Linked DNA regions of Mus musculus: region 1 is linked to region 2. Evidence: chromatin contacts called from ENCODE Hi-C or POLR2A ChIA-PET data. All regions are on one chromosome and are shown on one strand. Each heading gives the region's core, a stretch centred on a gene start or an enhancer-like site at or near the end of the contact. The rest is flanking DNA. Distances are from core to core; before and after follow the strand shown. Region 1 holds the start of Atad1 (ATPase family, AAA domain containing 1). Region 2 has its middle 25 kb from the start of Gm36774.

Region 1 (3,361 bases), core at 477-2,976, 190 kb before region 2:
TTTTGTTTTTGTTTATGGAGAAAAGGTTTCTCCACGTAGTCCTAGATGTCCTGGAACTCACTCTGTAGACACAGCTATCCTCAAACTCAGAGATCCACCTGCCCCTGCCTCCCAAGTGCTGGGATTAAAGCTGTATATCACCATACCTGATGACAGTAATAATTTTTTACTCCTATCAAAACACCACCAGGGCTGGAGAGATGGCTCAGCGGTTAAGAACACTAACTCCTCTTCCAGAGGTCCTGAGTTCAAATCTGAGCATCCACAAGGTGGCTCACAATCATCTGTAATTAGACCTGATGTCCTCTTCTGGTGTGTCTAAAGATAGCTACAGTGTACTTAAATATAATAAATCTTTAAAAAAAAAAAACACCACCAACAGACAAATCTCTTGCTTACATATCTTCCCATTCCAATATTAACATTGACTCTAGGCAGATTTAAGACTACTCTGGGTCTAGGCAGAGGTTGATGGTGGTAGCAGCAGCTAAATTTGAGTGAAGAGGTAGCCCACAGAATGGGAGGATATCTTTGTCAACTGACTGACTGAGGATTAATATCCAGAATATATAAAGAACTCCAAAAACTGTGGCTGACACCTTTAATCTTGGCACCTGGGACGTAGAGGCAAGCAGATCTCCAAATTGGAGACCAGCCTGGTCTTCAGAGTTCCAGGACAGCCAGGGCTACGCAGAGAAGACTTATCTCAAAAAACAAAAAAACAAAACCAAAAACAAAACAAAAAAAAAAAAGACCACTGCTCATCATATCCAAAAGTGACTTCGAAATCCTGAAATGAAACGGAAACGTTCTGCTGTGTGGACAGTGAATGGAAATATTTTATACAGTCTCCACAGATGAGGTACATACCCATCTATCATTCATAAAGCACTGATATATCTGCAAATTGGCTGCAAATGTGGAGAATGTATTTCAATTTTGCATAGACGCTAATTTTAACAAAATATACACATTGCTGTATATCACTAAGAAACACCACTAGACCGGTGTTAATTCAGAATTATCTTTAAACGCATATCATTTTAAATCTTTTCCTGTTTAGCTCTGGTTTCAGTGTGGATACCCTATCTCTGAGCAACTACTAACGTTTTTACTGCAGTATTCCCTAAGTCACTGCAGTGTGCTCCAAATGGTCTCTCAACTCAAAGTCCCAGCAATTCTGTGCCTATCAAGGCCCTACAGTCGCAGACTGTGACAATGAATTCCTGCCAGGCTTCGCGGAGAGGGCAGGTCATTATTAACATCAGCATGTTCTGGGAAAGCATGGCCAGCACTGAAGAAACACCTCCGCCTTTGCACAAAGAGGGAGGAGGAGAGGGGCCGGCACGAGCGGACCGGCTCCTTCCAGCCGCCTTCTTACAAGCCTAGCCCTGAGGTCGCCCTGAGCGCCCCCGATCCTCCAATGACCAGGCCGCCTACAAGAGATGTCCTTGCGGGCAGCCGGAGTCTCCCGCCAGCGCTGAGACCTGAGGGCTCGCGCCCGGCCGGGCGCCAAGGCGAGGCCCCGGACGCCCTTGGAGGTTAATCCGCTGGATCCGGGGCGGCGCTCAAGTGTGACCGACGCGGAGGCAGGTGACTACCGGGCTGGTCTCCCCAGGTGAGCGCCAGGCCCTGGGGGACCGGGAGGGATGGGGGACGCACCTGGCCCGGCCCCGCGGGAACCCGCTACTCACCCAGAGGCAGGACCAGAGACGATGGGAGAGCCGTAGCCCGGCCTCGCACAGGAAAGAAACGCGGCCGGGGAGAGAACGCTTCCGGGGGCTGGAGCCCCGCCCCCCACCGCACGGAGCATGCGCGATCCCTGCCGAGCCGGTGGCGTGCCAGCCAAGGCATGGCGACGCAGTGCGGGGCGAGCTACTTTCCCCAACCTACACCTTAGTACCCGCTGGGCCGATAACATTCAGAAAGGTAGATAGGATGAACAGGGTGCTCCCCAAAGGGCTCTGAGTTCAACTTGAGAGACTCAGAAACTGAATTGGGAAAGACGCTTGACACATGAAATCCCTTGCTACTCTGGAGCTGTACGCAACCCTGACAGAGGAGCCTTTTACAGAAGGCAAAGAAATGCTTCCCTGGTTTGATAAACTTCCACCACCACCACCACCCCCCATCCCCGCAGCAAGTCCTCATGATGCTGCTCAGACGCGCATGGCCTCACCATCTGCCTTTCGGTTTCTAGGGTGAGCTCACCCTCCTCCCCCATCTCTGTACTGATGACACCTGGAGGCGGCGCCTGAGAATCCACTGAACGCTTGAGCAGCCAGGCAGACCAGGGAGGTCTGGCAGTTGGGTCAGAATAGGGCATCTGGTGACAGGTTTTGCATATTGATGACTTTTTTTTTTAACCCCTTCCTCTTGCGAAGTGAGGGACGTGACACCAAGATTCCAAGGAACCGTATCTGAAAGCCAGCCCCTTCTGAATGTATATACACTACTAAGGAACAAGAATAAGTAGACACACTGCCCATAAACAAAAGGAGCATCATCACTTCAAATAAAGGCAGTGGGACTATGAAGGAATAAGACAGACTTCTTAAGACCTTTTTATATTCCTGGAGGAGGCAGTTTGTTTCGCTCTGTTTTCAGGATTATCTTTTAAGGCTAAAGAATTCTACAGCCAAGCTGGGATTGGTGTCACATGCCTGTTTTCCTAGCATTTGGGGTGGCTATGCAAGGAGGATTGCTTTATACCCTGGACCACATAAGTAACACACTGCTTCCTCCCTCTGCTGACAGTTATATTAGTAAATGATGTTGTTAATAGCTGTGGAGAGACACAGCCCAGAAGTGCTGCCAGAGCCTGGAAAGTTCCTTGTTAAAGGACTTTACTGGAGTTCGATAGAAGAACACAATAGATGGAATGAATCAATATTAAAAAGAGTTTGGTTTTTTTGTTTTAATTTTAGACTGGTTTACCCAGCACAGTCTTGAATGGTCCAACAATGGCTGTCCTGGTAGCTTCGCAGTGCTGGAGGTAACATGCCTCAGCAGTCCAACAAGACCACAAGGCTTTAAGGATTCCTGGAGAGCCACGACTAGTCTTTAGTCTGTGGAAGAACCTGGATTCTGATCTCAGTGGATGAGGCCAGAGGCAGCAACATCAACAATGGCAGAAACACTAGGTAACTCACCAGCACGTGACAAAGCAAGCAAACTGAATACAAATCCCTGGGATTCCCTTATGTGTAGGCCAATATCTGGGCTGCCCAAGTTTAGAATGAGCCTATCAGTTAGCCTAGTCAAGAGAATCCCTCACAAGTATTCCTAGTAGCTTCTAGACCTTGTCAGTTCTGTTCGTTGACAGTACCACCATCACTGTCACTGGGTCCTCCCCTCAGGT
Region 2 (3,790 bases), core at 1,054-3,553:
GCAATGAATTTAGCAACATCTGCTTTGCCCATTAAAGTGATTTTTCTCTTCCTGGCCCTGAGCCTGTAGGCTTGCTGCAATTGATTACTGGCCATTTCCTTCCCAAACCAGAGGATTCAGTGAACTCTAAATTGAATTGTTGCTCGCTTGTCTTGTTTAGTCCAATGTATACGGTTTACGTGCAAAATGGTCAAGCCACTTAGTTCCTGAATCTATAGACTGATGATTCTGGTTAAGTGCAGGGGAGGGGCTATCAAGTGACAGTTCCCGTTTTTTTTGTACATAGTTGCCCAGGGCTGTGGTTACCCCTGGGTTTCTTAATTTATACCTAAGGAGGAGGAAGTGGGTGGAGGAATCACCTTGCTTCCAGTTAGGCTGTTGAAGCATGCAAACTATGCTTAAGTCAGGTTATGTCACCATCGATTTAAGACAGCAGTTGACTTGGAACCCTGACTAGGAGACATTTGAAAAACTTAAAACTTTAGTTCTAGAAGTATGCCATGATTAGATTTCACTACTTTGAAAATAACAGGGTTCAAGCCCCCCCCCCCACCCCACCCCACCCCACCCCACATGGTTTAATTGTTATTGAAGCAAAGCCAAAGCGGAACGGCCACTGCTCTGACTCTTCTCTGATTGGTAGGTCCCTAGTTATCCTTTGAAGGAGTGGAAATGCTCACTTCCAGAAAGCCTGCCCGTCTCGTTCACCTCTCGACTCCCAACACCAACACACTGAGCACACACAGCTCACCCCCATGGGTGAATCAGCATGGGTGAATGGGAGAAAATGCATCTTGGGAGGAGACACCTTGACATCTTTGGTCCCCTATGCTTTCCTGATGTGTCTCTCCTTCCCTGAAGACTGTAATGGCTTCATATGAAGACTTATTGGTTATTTAGAGAAGTGGAACTCAGGAGTCTGCTCCACCCCACAGGAGGGGGAAAAAAAAATCAAAGGAACTCATTACTAACTGAATTGCTGCTGTTTATCAGAGCGGTTAATTTAAAGCTAGGTGTCTAAAAATAAGACAAAGACAACATGAATGACTAAGTCAGTAACGGTGGCTGTGGCTTGAGACCGGCTGAGTCATTGCATTCTCTGTTTCTTTGAGAGGATAGTCTCCCCTTTCCACCACAGTGGCTCACGGCACACCCACTATTATCTGCAGATGCTTCTGAAATGATTATTGACAACACGGCTGCTCATGGCTCGACCAACAGAACCCTTTTGCAAACATCGTCAGCATCAAGTTTGAGGCTCTGTGCCTTTATTTCCGGGAAGGATCTCCCATATTGAATTATGACAGTGAGAGATATTAGTAAAGGCAAGAAGGGATAGTTCAGCATGAAACATAGAGCCAGACCTCTTAACCGATTTGATTGTGAACTGAACCCCCAAAGCAAAAGTGTTAAGAATTCCTGGGGGTTTGGAGATTCTGGGAAGGTCCTAGGTATTCATTTCTTTCTTTAATCCCTAAGCATTGACAGATGGCTTCTTAGGCCTACTGCTGAACCAGGCTGATTCAGAAGAGCGGGGAGGGAGACTTAACTGGGCTTCTCGCAGTTAAGGAAAAGACACCCCATACTTTCTCTGGCTGTGAGACTATAACAGAGAAAAAAGTAGGAAACCAATCCAGCTGCCTGCCCTTGGTTTTCACCAGGCACTTATTGGGGTTGGCTAGTGAGTGCTTTCTCCTTCCTCTCCCCGTGACAAGTGAGACCTGGCTGGGCTTAGTCCTGATTCCCTTTGGCTGCCAATCACCCAGCAGCTGCGATGCGGAGGTCATTCTTCCCTTTTCCAGGATTTCTGACAGAAGTGGAGCAGGACTTTTCTAGAGAACAGGATCACGCCAAGACCCAACTCTTCAGGTCAGGGCAGAGTCTGAAATTCCAGGTGGAATAAAGCTTTGGCCAACCACCACAGTCACCAAAATGACAGTTTACCTTAAGCAAATGCTGTCCTGTAGCAGGCCCTGGATAGGCGGGGCACCTCATCTGAGGTCCTCAGACAGCTTCATGAGCTGGGTTTTATAGTCTCCTTTTACTAACGAAGAAACTGAAGTTCCTAACATTGATTTTCTTCTAGGAGGAGGGTTACTGAGCATGCAAGGCATGGTGTGAGCAATGCTGGATACAATGGGAAACGAGATAAACACAGTCCTTCCTGTAGGCAGCTGGCATTCAGCTACTAATTGTGGCAGCGTCAAGACTGGAACCTTGGTTGGCTCGACTCTAAAGATTACTTAAATTCTATGTACAATTTCTTATAATCTAAGATACCTCCCGGGGGCATGCTGGAAAGTCAGCCTGCCCAGAGCAAACACTGAGTAGATAAGATATGAACTAGGTTGACCTTGTAATGTTAGACTGTTGTGAATGGTAAACTCACACGGCCGGGCACCCGGTCTATCTTTTGCCACACTCTCAACTATCTCTGAATAAGTCTGTGCCGGACAATAGAGAACTAGCAGTCACATTCTGGCTTTCCCTTTACCTGAGAATGGCTTCCCCAGCCTGGCTGCTAAAGCACAGTGTGGTAGGACAGAGGAAGTCTCTGTGCCTTTACATGTAATGGCTTTAATTCTTCTTCTTCTTTTTTTTCTTCTTCTCAATTTTCACACGCCCCTGCACTTCCTGCTCTTTCCTTTGCCTGGAAGCGGAAGTACTGAAGAGACAAACTGTTCTTATGGTTTTTAGACTCTGGCTGAAACCAGAAAGGCTCGGGTTTCAGAAAAGCAACCCTTTCTGGGTTCTTTGTCTAGGAGACAGGGCTGGATGCCGAGAACTTTGAGTTTCTACTCCTTTGGCTTGTCTGGACTCAGCAAGGCCAATTAAAAAATTGATCTTACCTGCAGCTTCATTGTTTAACACCAGACACCTCACTGACTTTCATTTCCCGTTTGTAACTGAATGGATGGGTCATTAACGGAGAGGCAGTAATGAGATTCAGTTCTTGATTATAGCTTGATCATACACTGATTTGCTCACTCGACAAATATTTATCAAACAACCTAATATATCCTTCATAAAGAACCCTTATGAACATTCCTAAAGAGACAGCACCTTGTAGGGGAAAAAAAATTAAGTATGCTTCATGATAGAAGAGGAAATTGCTCTGGTGTTTTGGGTGGGGGAGACAACCACTATTTCAATAGGATTGTTAGGAAGATCTGAAGGTGCTGAGGGAGGAAGCAAGCTATTGGATGCAAGGGAAGAGGGTTTTAGGTGGGGAAAAAAAAAACCAAATGCAAGTGTCCCGAGCCTTGAACCCCTAGCGTGCATAGAACAGCAGGGCAGCTAGTAGACTTGGAACACAGTCAGCAAGGGTCAGAGAGGAAGGAGACAGGCAGAGGGGAAATGGGGTCAGCTGTGCCCTGAAGACTTGAGAACAGAGGAAGTCTTTCAGGCTGTTTTGGGAGCGAGCTGGGGAGCCTCTGGAAGGTTTTGAGCTGAGAAGGAATATGCCCTGGTAGTTACTAACTGCATTGGCTATTTTTGCAGAAACAGAAGGGACCTCCAACTGACCTGCCTACACACGAGGAGCAAGGGACAATGGATGGATGCGAGATATGTTGGTGTCTCCTTCCCCTCCATGGCAAGGTATTGCTCTCATCTCAGTTGAGGCAGAGGGGCCTCTTCCAGTGTTAGTGACTGTCAGCCCAACCCGCAGCCTGAGGAGGACGTAGCAGGCATAGTTGTGGAAAGCTTGTACAGCGATCCTTCCCCAGGTTCAAGGAAAACATCTGTCCTTGGCCTTTCCCAGGGTCAGAAGCTGCTTGCCTCTCTCATC

Evidence for each region. A loop is a pair of places that touch in the nucleus more often than their neighbours do. ChIA-PET counts read pairs that join two places held with the same protein, here RNA polymerase II (POLR2A).
Region 1: a map of heart shows a loop between it and region 2 (2.2-fold over the local background). The contact joins the promoter of Atad1 here to the enhancer-like site in region 2. A Hi-C loop is called at or near these places in 1 of 37 maps with a recorded cell type or tissue (heart). POLR2A ChIA-PET finds 5 or more read pairs at or near these places in 1 of 5 experiments (Patski).

Annotation. Positions count from the first base shown.
Region 1 is chr19:32,710,572-32,713,932 of GRCm38, forward strand. Atad1 (ATPase family, AAA domain containing 1) reads right to left here and starts at 1,727. Exons shown (of 10, transcript NM_026487.3): 1 at 1,695-1,727.
Region 2 is chr19:32,903,653-32,907,442 of GRCm38, forward strand. No RefSeq gene overlaps it. Among named protein-coding and RNA genes, the nearest start is that of Gm36774, 25 kb to the right of the region's middle. Within about 2 kb of position 2,304, at least 1 of the 3 ENCODE cell types and tissues checked has a DNase peak (open chromatin) inside an H3K27ac peak, as active enhancers do; it is heart, where a contact is called at or near this core.